Regions from separate parts of the Homo sapiens genome. Here all the other regions are linked to region 1. The links are chromatin contacts, found by Hi-C or POLR2A ChIA-PET in ENCODE. All regions are on one chromosome and are shown on one strand. Each heading gives the region's core, a stretch centred on a gene start or an enhancer-like site at or near the end of the contact. The rest is flanking DNA. Distances are from core to core; before and after follow the strand shown.

Region 1 (3,879 bases), core at 817-3,316:
AGTGAGTCGAGATCATGCCATTGCACTCCAGCCTGGGCAACAAGAGCGAAACTCCATCTCAAAACGAAAACAAAAACAACAAACAAACAAACAAAAACACCTTTTAAAATATTGTTAAAAGCCAAGATACAAAGACATACACTAGCCTAGGCCCAGACAGGGTCAGGATCATCTACATCACTGTCTTACCTCCACATCTTGTCCCACTGGAAGGTCTTCAGGGGCAGTAACACACATGGAGCTATCATCTCCTGTGATTACAATGCTTTCTTCTGGATACCTCCTGAAGGGCCTGCCTGAGGCTGTTTTACAGTTAACTTTTTAAAAAATAACTAGAAGGCGTGCACTCTAGAATAATGATAACAAGTATAATATAGTAAATATAAAAGCCAGTCACATGTACTGTATATAATTGTATGTGCCATACTTTTATATGACTAGCAGCTCAGTAGGTTTGCTTACACTACAAACAAGTGAGTGATGCATTGCATTATGATATTACAGCAGCTGTGATATCACATGGGCATTTTTCAGCTCCATCACGATCTATGGGACCATTGTCATATGCGCAGTCCATCATTACGTGCTGCATGACTGTACTTGATCAATAAGGAAAAGGGACCCGGAAGAGAGATGGGAAAAATAAGGAGAAATGGTAAGCAAAGGAATTAAATAAACAGGTCAGGCACAGTGGCTCACACCTATAATCCCAGCACTTTGGGAGGTCAAGACAGGCGGATCACTTGAGGTCAGGAGTTTGGGAGCAGCCTGGCCAACACAGTGAAACCCATCTCTACTAAAAATGCAAAAATTAGCTTTGTGTGGTGGTGCATGCCTGTGGTCCCAGCTACTTGGGAGGCTGAGGCAGGAGAATCACTTGAACCTGTGAAGCAGAGATTGCAGTGAGCTGAGATCACACCACTGCACTCCAGCCTAGGTGACAGAGCAATATTTTGTCTCAAAAAATAAAAATAAATAAAAATTTTTTAAAATCTTTTTGAGTCAAGGTCTCACTCTTACCCAGGCTAGAATGCAGTAGTACAATCACAGCTCACTGCAGCCTCAAACTGCTGGGCTAAAGGGTTCCTCCCACCTCAGCCTACCAAATAGCTGAGACTGCAGGTACATGCCGCCATCCCCGGCTAATTTTGTAAAATTTTTTTGTAGAGACATACGATCTCACTGTGTTTTGCAGCCTGGATTTAAACTTCTGGCCTCAAGCAATCCTCTTGCTTCAGCCTCCCTCGTTGCTGGGATTACAGGTGTGAGCCCCTGCACCTAGTTCAGCAAACATGACTCGTAAAACAAAAAAAGCTGAGTTTGGCCCAAGTTTTGTGGGATCTAAAGCTTTAATAGTTTGGCGGGGGAGTGGGGGGGGGTGCTTTTTAAAGAAAGGAATACCAAATTATTAATAAATACTTAGGTACAAAAGTTTAGATTTACTGAGAATAAAAATAAAAATCACGACAATTTAAGTTGTAGTTAAGTGCCTCAAAACATCACAAAATCCGGGACTAAAATACAAGCTTCAATTATTTTATTATAACCAATCCCTTTCTTTTTTATACATTTTATTCCTTACATTTTTTGGCTATATATTCTTTGATCACCTCTTAATGTGACAATAATTTCTAAGTATCATCTTCTATTTTAAAAAAGTAGAGAGATAAGTCTGTCTTGTAAGGATAGATTAGTCTTCTAACACAGTAGGTCAATATTTGTGGTTTGTTGGTTTGTTTGTTTTTAGAGATGCGATCTTACTATATTGCCTAGGCTAGAATGCAGTGGCTAGTCACAGGTGTGACTGTGGCACACTACAGCCCCCAACTCCTGGTGTCAAATGATCCTCTTTGCCTCAGCTCCCGAAGTAGCAAAATTTATTTGTTTTTAATCAGTCATAGTTGAGAAAAGTTTATTTTAGCTTCACAATTTGTTATTGGTAGTCGAGGGGAATCCTCAGACATAACTTCAGCCCTTTGATCTCACAGTCACAGCAAGCTGGTCAAGGTCGACTGGGTTTTACCACACCCAGTATCCCTGCCACCCTCGGCCTTGCCAGGGCTGTTGTCAGGGGCAGAGCGTGTGCCAAAGGGACCATGAAGCCCGGTCACATGGCCCTGGGGCTGGGAGTAGAGCCGTGTCGCAGAATGTTTTCCTTGGGGAAGAGGCTGATGTCCTAAGGTTCAAGTTGTCACTGGGGCCTGGTACCCAACCCCCATGCTGCAGCTCCAGGACTACCACTAGGGTGAGCAGAGTGACCTCCAGGCTGGCAGAGCTGCCTTCCTCTAACTCTCCTGGGGCTACTTCTTCTTCCCGGACCTTGGAAGTGTCTTTGCAGACTAGGGAGCTGAAACTGAAATATCAGCTCCAAGGTAAATCAGACTTTTGCAGGGAATATGGAAAACAACTTTCATAACAGCAGCAATAATAGTAACAATGGTTAGAGGAACAACTGTTTCCCGCTCATATGTCCATAGAGAGGAGAAAAGGTCTACTCTAATCTCCTCAAGTGATAATATGAGAACACTGTGCACTTCTTTCTGCCTCCTCAACCATTCTTCCACCAGGCAGGAGGACTGCAAAGTTTAGAAGAAAGGCCTCAACGTGCTTGGCTCAGCCCCTACTGTTTTCTCTCCTTCAGAGCTGCATCTCCCAGAGAAGCTGCATTCTTGTCTGCGTGGTCTGTGCAAACAGCCTTATTGGGGACACTTGTTGTTGTCCCACTCTGCCATCAGGCATGAAGCCCATTTAATTCAGGAATACAGTATCAGCAAGCTCATCTGTCCACAGATCTAAAATCTCTCTCTGCAATCAGACCTACCTGAAATAAAGCTAACATTGTATTTTGATTTTCAACTCTCATTCTTGCCTGTTTCCACCCTTATTTCTCCATATGAATTCTAATTTCAAGACAGGAAGATAAGTTCTGTATATGAGATACCCTACAACTCTAATAATAAAGGCTAATTTAGAGAGATTTTCAAAAACTGGTAAAACTAACAAATTAGAGAACAATAACATGGGGAGAGAGAAAATGGAGCTACTGTTGAGCTTTAGCTTTTTTAAAAATTAAGCATGACATACTCAAAATTTAAGGGTAACTTCTAAAAGGAATAAAATACGTGTCTTTCAAAACACTGGAGGAGGAAAAAAAGGCAACAAACTCAAGAAATGCAGTAGAGAGCAGGAAAAAGTAAAAACCCAAATAATAAGAAAAAATATGGTAACTAGAAAACATAAAATAAGATGATAGAAATAAATCCAATATAAGGAATCCTCATAAATGTAAACATGAAACCACCTGTTACAAATCAGAGATTATCTGAATTGAAATACAAATTTTATCTATGTTTTATGCTCTCATGTTCTTCAGAAACATAAAATACAATGATTCTTAAAATTTGAAGTAAACTTATTGAAAAATATTTCAGGTAAGTACTAAACAAATAAAGGTAATGAAACAATACCAATTATATGAAATAGAATTTAAGGCAATAATGTTAGGTATAAAAAGTCATTATTGACTAATAAAAAGAAGAGTTATCAAGAAAATAAAACAATCCTGAACTTGTTTGCACCCAACAATATAGCCACAAAAATATATAAAGATAAACAATGATAGATAAACTAAAAGAAATTGTTAAATTCCCCAATCATGGTAGGTTTTTGTTTTGGTTTTGTTTTTTGCATGGCTGATACAGAGTAGTTTTATTCTTTTTTTAAAAATTCCGGGATACATGTGCAGGATGTGCAGGTTTGCTACATAGGTAAACGTGTGCCATGGTGTTTTGCTTAATACCATCACCTAGGTATTAAGCCCAGCATGCATTAACTAATTTTCCTAATGCTCTCCCTCCCGCCATCCCACATGGTAGATAT
Region 2 (3,879 bases), core at 932-3,431, 120 kb after region 1:
TCCTAAACCATAATCCAAAAGCTCGTACTCCTTTCTTTTCTCAGAGCCCTTGTCCTCAACTCTTCTTCCCTTTGGATTGCTCTTCTCAAAGATCTTGGCTTGACTGGCACCTTCTCATTTAAGCTCAGCTTAAATGCCAACTCTATAGAGAGACCTTTCTGGATACCTAGTCTAAGGTGGTCCCAATGACAGCCCCATTACTCTCTATCTTATGTTCTGTATTATTTTTTTCCTTATATTTATCAATATCTGAAATTATTTTATTTATGCCTATTTATTATCTTCTAGATAACAAACTACTAGAATGCAAGAACCAGAAGAAGAAAGACCTTGTCTGTCTCATTCGTAACTGTATTTCCAGGGCTTAAAAATAGTGCCTGATCCAAAGTTTGAATATTTGAGAATGAACAAGAGGAATGCCTGATATTATTTTGTGTCTGGCTGTAGAATGGGTGTTGCATCCTGGGTCATAAATCATACAATTGGCTTGGAAAAGGTCTGGCCTGAATAAAACGTGTTGCTTTTATTTTCCACGCTCTGGATTCGTCACCAGTATCAATTAGACCAGTGTTTAACCCATGCAATGATGTTCTTTTTGAAAATTGTAATGATGGTCTATTTGCTTATTCCTGTAATTCCTATTTAGTTTGTCCTTTATTCTTTAATGCTACTTCTTCCTTCTCCGTCTCCTAACCTCCTCAGTCTTCTGTTCTTTTATTACGGTTTATAGATGATCTTTTGTGTCTTGGGTAGGAATGTTTGCTTTATCTCTCTCGGCGAACACATTTTTTTTCATTTGCTGCCTCTGCCGATTATTCCACAGTGACTCATTTCCCTATGTGGCTTGTCATCTTTGCGCATGAGCTCATCTTCAGTGGGGATTAATTTTCTGGGGTGACATGGGATCCCGACCGTGCTCTTGTCTAGATATTCTTGTTTTCCATTTGCTCTTCTGTGGGGCCCAGAGGTTTCCTTGGTTCTGTACCAGTTTTCTTTTTAATTTTTAAATTAAAGTTTACCATCTTAACAATTTTTTGTTTTTGAAACAGGGTCTTGCTCTGTCACCCAGGCTGGAGTGCAGTGGCACAATCATAGCTTATTGCTCCTTCAAAGTCTCTGGGCTCCAGCAGTCCTCCCACCTTGGCCTCCCAAAGTGTTGGGATTACAAGTATGAGCCACTGCACCTCGCTCAACTTAAAAATTTTTAAGTGTATAGTAATGTTCAGTAGCATTAAGTATATTCATGGTATTATGCAATCAATTTGCAAAACTTTTTCATCTTAGAAAATGGAAACTTTATACCCTTTAAACAGTGACTCCCTGTTTTCCCCTCTCCCCAGCCCCTAGCCACCACCATTCTGCCTTCTGTCTCTATGAGCTTTAACTACTCCAGTTACCTCATATAAGTGGAATCACACAGTATTTGTCGTTTTGTACCTGGCCTATTTCAGTTAGCATAATGTCCTCAAAGTTCATCCATGTGACAGCATGTGACAGAATCTTCCTCCTTTTTGAGGCTGAATAATATTTCTTGTATGTATATACCACATTTTATTGATCAGTTCACCCACTGATGGACACCTGAGTACTTGTGTCTACCACCTTTTGGCTATTGTGAATAATGCTGCTATGAACATCGGTGTTCAAACATTTATTTGAGACCCTGCTTTCAATTGTTTTGGATATGTTTACAGAAGTGGGATTGCTGGATCAGTGCCTGTCTTAATTTCTTGGTTGGGGTTCTCTCCTCATGTAGGTAATACAGATGTGAACACCACACATGTGTGTAGCAGGCACTGGCTTCAGCTTCCTATGGGTGAGGCTTCCTACCCCTTGCACTATGGCAAGCTCCCTTGCTGATTCTCTAAACCAAGGCACCGACTTTCTAAGCTCAGTGTCACCACCTAGGCACAGCTTCATGGCTTCCAGTTTAAACAGGAGTTTCGTTTCAGCTTTTCTGTCTTGTACAGGCCCAAGGCCTCATCTCCTTTTGCTGTACAGGCGTTAAAACTTGAGTCCCACGCCTGTTAGGCCTGTATCTGTTTACAACGCCCCTGTCATCTGTTTGGCTTCAGCTTGCACTCACCTCTTTTTCTTTGAGTTGTTCTTTTTTCCTGACATCAGGGAATTTTCTTTCCTTGCTTTTGAGTATGCATTAAAAAATAGTTTATTCAGCATTTTCAGTGTTTGGGGTGTGTGTGTGTGTGTGTGTGTGTGTGTGTGTGTGTATGTGTACGTACTTTCAGTTCTGTTTGAGCTGTGGTGCCAATAGATATTTATTTGTTCATTCAAGATTTTCTGACCGTTTATAGCCTACACAATGATAAGCCTAAGATGACTAAATAGTAATCTTCTGAACTCTTGTAACTCGGGAAGATGTTAAATCATAATACACTAACAGGCAAGATATAGATGTTGCTGTGCAATTGTGGCAGTGGAATCCATTTTTAGCTTGAATCCCAAACAGAAAGGTTGTCTTCCTACTAAAGCTGCACAATGAGCCCCTCCTCAAGCCGTGCCCTTGTGAAACCAGGTTCAGAGTACAGAGACCCGCGGGACCAGAGCTCTGAGCAATGAGGTTGCAGACAAGACCTGGAGCCACACACACCAGAAGAAAGGGGAGTCTTCCTGTGTCAATCAGCAAGAACAGGCAGGCATTTTTGCAACACGCATTATAAAATAGCCTACGTTGCAGAGACGTGGCCTTGTTAATTACTATTTAATATACATGTAACAAGCATATCAGCAAAGATCAATAATTTTCTGCAGATAAGAAAAAGGCCAGTGAGACTTTCGCTGGTGTTATTTTTGTCTGCGTCTATTGGTTTCAGTGTTGCCAGCTTCTTCCTTTCCAAATCCAGGCTATATGAGACAGAAAGAAAACCCAGAGAACTCAACACTCTCATTGTTTGAGTCCCAAGTCCCCCATTCAGTCTACCTCCTTCCATCCACCTTTCAAAGTCTTCTTATGTTTGATTTATATACATATATAATGTCTAGGGTTTTTAGTTGCAATTAGTGGGAGAAATAGGAGAAGTACACCCTATCTTCTTGGTGGATGATTTTTTTAAAAAAAATAAACTTGTGTTATTTTACTGCAATCATTACATTACTATATGCTTATTAACATCTTTATAATATAGAAATGATGAAATTGAGAGTAACAATTGGGCTGGGTAAGATTGTGAAGTAGGTGAAAGAAACAAACACAGTTCAGGCAAGAATATGGGATTAGCAAAGCTGCTTTTTATTTCACTATAACTTTAGACACTTTGTGTTCACATTTTTTTTCTGCAACAAAAATTTTCTTTTCTTTTCTTTTTTTTTGAGACAGAGCCTTACTCTATCACCCAGTCCGGAGTACAGTGGCGTGATCTTGACTCACTGCAACCTCTGCCTCCTGGGTTCAAGTGATTCTCATGCCTCAGCCTCCTGAGTAGCTAGAATTACAGGCACCTGCCACCACGCCCGGCTAATTTTTGTATTTTTAGTAGAGAGGTGGTTTCGCCATGTTGGCCAGGCTGATCTCAAACTCCTGGCCTCAAGTGATCCACCCGCCTTGGCCTCCCAAAGTGCTGGGATTACAGGCAAAAATTTTCAGTTTTATAAAGAAAGATGAATAGAGATGAACTTTCTTTTAAGAAAACCTGTTAAGTGTGAACCCGGGCGGTGGAGCTCGCAGTGAGCCGAGATTACGTCACTGCACTCTAGCCTGGGCGACAGAGCGAGACTCCGTTTCAAAAAAAAAAACAAACGACAAAAAAAAGAAAACCTGTTACGTGTAGATTTGAATTTACAAAGTGGATAGATAAGGATGTGATTCTGAGTTTTACTCCGAGTCACCCCAAATTTTTCAGGAACTCAAGTGTTATATAAAGT
Region 3 (3,879 bases), core at 724-3,223, 95 kb after region 1:
GCCCGCCACCACACCCAGCTAATTTTTTTGTAGTTTTAGTAAAGACGGGGTTTCACTGTGTTAGTCAGGATGGTCTCCATCTCCTGACCTCGTGATCTGCCTGCCTCGGCCTCCCAAAGTGCTGGGATTACAGGCGTGAGCCACCAAGCCTGGCCTACTCGGTATAGTTTTTTTCCTTTTTGCATTTATCCTGCTTTATGTTCTCTGGCTTCCTGTGGTTTAGTGTCTGACATTAATTTGAGGGAAATTCACAGTCATTATTGCTTCAAATACTGCTTCTGTTCCTTTCTCTTTTTTCTCCTTCTGGGATTCCCCTTATGCATGTATTACACCTTTTGCAAGTGTCCCATAGTTCTTTGATGTTCTGTTTAGTGTTTTTCAGTCGTTTTTTTCTCTTTGTGTTTCAGTTTGGAAGTTTCTGTTATCATATCCCCCAGCTCAGAGATTTTTTTCTTTGGCCATGTCCAGTCTCCTTGTGAGCATGTCAAAGGCATTCTTCATCTCTGTTACAGTGTTTTTGATCTTTAGTATTTCTTTTTGATTCCTTCGTGGAATTTCCATCTCTATGCCTATATTATCCAAGTGTTTTTACATGTTGTCTACCTAGATTTCTTCAGTAAAGCCCTTTGCATATTAACTCATATGAGGGAGTAGGAGTTGGGATTTTCCCTTGCCCCACGTGGAAGGCTACAGCAGGCTGGGATTGGTTATTTCCCTTCTCCAGGTCTGTTAGGCTCTGAAAAGCACCCGACAGGTGAGGCTCGGGTAAAACAGTTTCTCTTGAGGGCAGGTCTTGTTAGAAGAACAGAATGCTCTGTTTTATCTCAAAATGGTTCCTTTTCTCCTCCCCCTGCTGGAAGCTCAAGAGGGTTTTCTTTCTTTAGTATTCACTGTGCAGCTGCTGGAGCTCCTAAAGGTAAACTTACAGAAGTGTGGGGGCCCCCTGTGACTGGGTCATCCTGGAATTTTTAATTCTCAGACCTGTCCACACTGAGCCTCCAACAATTTATCAATTACAGTCCAGGGTTTTGCACCTTGGTACTGGTTCCCATAGAGGTTTCTGCTCTGGTAATTTGTGATTCTCTGTATCTGCCTGCCTGCCTCTCTAATTTTGGGGCAGCAGTGTGCCCTTGACCTCATTTCTCTGAGGGCTATAAGATGAGTCATTGACTTCACAGTTTGTAAATCTCCTGGCATAGATGCTTGATAGATGGTAGCTGCGGTGGGGGGACTCTCTGGAGCTCAATGTTTCATTTGGGCAGTGGTGTGGGGTTGGAACTTGTCCATGCTCTCTACTCAATGCCCTTATCACTAGGATGCTCAGCGGTTTCCTGGTACCCTTGCTGTTTCCTGGGTTATTGGGGGCGAAGGAGGTACTTTCCTCCTACAGCAACAGTGGCTTCCCAAGCTCCTCTTTGTAGCATCAACTTTTGTCGAACCAGAGGCATGAGTTGACCATCCCACCGTGGGCAGGAAGGCATGAGCTCCCTCCCTTTGGACCAAAGGCTTCAGCTTACCCATGAATCTAAAGAGCAGAGCAACAAAGAGTGACAAGGCAGCAGCAGCAAACCACGGCACAATTTATGGAGCATGGAAAAGACTCTGGAGCTTCCCATTGGTATTTAAGCCACATTCTGAGGCTCAGCGAACAATCACTGTCAGGCACATTATCTTTGAATACAAAGGACAACAAAGTGTAATACAGTCTGCAGTTCAGCCCAACATTCTTGTCGGTAACATTTCCAATTTTTTATTTTTCTCACTAGTTGACAATATTATGATTTCTTCCTACAGGGGATGAAACTGCAAGCCCCTGCCTATTTCCCTGCTTGGCTATTATTTGAGGTTCTATTATAAGCCTCTGGCAGGCCGCCACAGACATATAAACCTTTTTTTTTTCAAGGCTACACACGTGGTACTCAGTTTCCATTCAACTTTTGTCCGCTCTGGTCAGGGATGGTGCTGACGACAGACCCCAAGATCTCAGTAATCTTGGGAATTAGGTTGAGGTTTCAGAACTCGTGATTGCAGAGTCAAATCATGCAGACTTGGCAAAGCCGTCCCTGCCAAACGCCCCTTTTATCTGAATTAAAAAACATGGTGCCAGATTCCAAGCTGTGTACTCATTCCAAAAAGTCTTATGTTTTCTGGCATCATTTAACTTTTAGGTCAACAGAGTTTAAAATATAGCTTTGCCTTTTTCCATTAACACCTAATAAGACCCTGTGTAGTTTTAGAAAAGCACTGTGAATATTACAGTATTTTGTATTTGGGAAAAAAAAACAAAATCTATTTCCTCTTAAAAAAGAACTGAGGAGCAAGTAAGGAAGCAGACTTAGTGTTCATAGTAATATTACATGTTTTTAAGTTAAGGTATCTTTCAAGATAAAAATGCATTTTAAATTATTACTGTTTTGTATTTAGCTGTGGCATGTGGTTTATTCTGCAACTTTAATGACCCTTAAAGGAGTGGGTGATTTTGTGCTTACCTTAAGAGGGCATGGGTTAATAAAGGTTGAAAAGACTGTTGTAGATTTCAGTTTTATTATGAATTCCTTGCTCATTTAAAGTGATAGTTACCATCTACGTCTTTTCTGAGAGAGACACCAAGGTGCAGGCAGGTTCATTACAGAAAAACACAGTATGTTGAAAAAACTCTTTGTTCTGTAAATTGATTGGGCCAAATTTCTGGATTTGAAGGGAATTGGAAGGGAGCTTCGGTGCTATGGAGGGCCCAGCAGAGACAGGGGCATGAGGTGTGGCGATGCTTCGAGCTGCCCCCACATCCGCCTTGCGCTGTGGGTCAGTGTCTGTTTGAAGGAGTCACTGAGTGGGTGAGGGGTGGCCCTGGCTGGTGCTGCAGCCTGTGGTGCTCCTAAGTGGCAGTGACAGCTCATTCAGCAGCAGTGTGACCTTTGGGGGAATGCCTGCCACTCATTTACTTGGGAGAATCCCAGACTTTCAGGCCACAGGCTCCTTGCCTATAAAATGAGAGATATGGATTAGATGATTTGCAGGGTCCCCCTCCAGTCTAAAATGCTATGATTCTATGGAATTAAGCCCATTTGATCTAAGAATGGAACCAAAAACCTTCTGCGTGTGTGTATGATGGAGGAATGGATTGTAATGCAGATAAGATGAAATAGTCCTTTTAGCCTTATTTTTGCCTTTCCCCATCTCAATGGTGTTTTTTTTTTTTCCCCCTCAGTGCATATTATCTGCTCTGTGCTGAGCAGGTTCAGAAAAGTATAAACCATATTCCTTCCCTTAGGATGCTTAAAATTTCATGGAGGAAGTCACTAACACATGAAATAGTAACATGGAGCCACAGATAATTCTTTTTTTTTTTTTTTTGAGACAGGGTCTCATTCTGTTGCCCATGCTGGAGTGCAATGTTTTGATCTCTGCTTACTGCAACCTCCATTTCCCATGCTCAAGCTATCCTCCTGCCTGAGCCTCTACCTCCCAAGTAGTTGGAATTACAGACTCACACCACAACACCCAGCTAATTTTTGTGTATATATATATATATGTGTGTGTGTATATATCTATATATATATTTTGAGATAGGGTCTTACTCTGTTGCCCAGGCTGGAGTACAGTGGCTCAATCTCCACTTACTGCAACCTCTGCCTCCGGGGTTCAAGTGATTCTCCCACCTCAGCCTCTTGAGTAGCTAGGACTACAGGTGTGCACCACCACGCTTGGCTAATTTTTTTATTTTTTTTATTTTTTGGTGGAGACAGGGTTTCACCATGTTGGCCCAGGCTGGTCTTGAACTCCTGACCTCAAGTGATCTGCCTGCCTTGGTCTCCCAATGTTCTGGGATTACAGGCGTGAGCCACCATGCCCAGTCTAATTTTTGTATTTTTTGTAGAG

What was found. A loop is a pair of places that touch in the nucleus more often than their neighbours do. ChIA-PET counts read pairs that join two places held with the same protein, here RNA polymerase II (POLR2A). Pooled maps may share reads with other maps.
Region 2: a map of OCI-LY7 shows a loop between it and region 1 (7-fold over the local background). The contact joins two enhancer-like sites. A Hi-C loop is called at or near these places in 1 of 168 maps with a recorded cell type or tissue (OCI-LY7), 7 of 37 single-sample maps with no recorded cell type and 3 of 50 pooled maps. POLR2A ChIA-PET finds 5 or more read pairs at or near these places in 2 of 52 experiments (OCI-LY7 and activated T-cell).
Region 3: a loop to region 1 is called in a pooled map, with 2.1 times the contacts of the local background. The contact joins two enhancer-like sites. A Hi-C loop is called at or near these places in 2 of 50 pooled maps. POLR2A ChIA-PET finds 5 or more read pairs at or near these places in 3 of 52 experiments (OCI-LY7, activated B cell and activated T-cell).

What each region holds. Positions count from the first base shown.
Region 1 is chr6:156,751,103-156,754,981 of GRCh38, reverse strand. No RefSeq gene overlaps it. Among named protein-coding and RNA genes, the nearest start is that of ARID1B, 24 kb to the left of the region's middle. RefSeq lists enhancers at 1,854-1,953, 2,144-2,213. Within about 2 kb of position 2,066, at least 7 of the 41 ENCODE cell types and tissues checked have a DNase peak (open chromatin) inside an H3K27ac peak, as active enhancers do; they include OCI-LY7, where a contact is called at or near this core.
Region 2 is chr6:156,636,158-156,640,036 of GRCh38, reverse strand. No RefSeq gene overlaps it. Among named protein-coding and RNA genes, the nearest start is that of ARID1B, 140 kb to the left of the region's middle. Within about 2 kb of position 2,181, at least 4 of the 41 ENCODE cell types and tissues checked have a DNase peak (open chromatin) inside an H3K27ac peak, as active enhancers do; they include OCI-LY7, where a contact is called at or near this core.
Region 3 is chr6:156,656,459-156,660,337 of GRCh38, reverse strand. No RefSeq gene overlaps it. Among named protein-coding and RNA genes, the nearest start is that of ARID1B, 120 kb to the left of the region's middle. RefSeq lists enhancers at 2,271-2,784, 2,785-3,299. Within about 2 kb of position 1,973, at least 3 of the 41 ENCODE cell types and tissues checked have a DNase peak (open chromatin) inside an H3K27ac peak, as active enhancers do.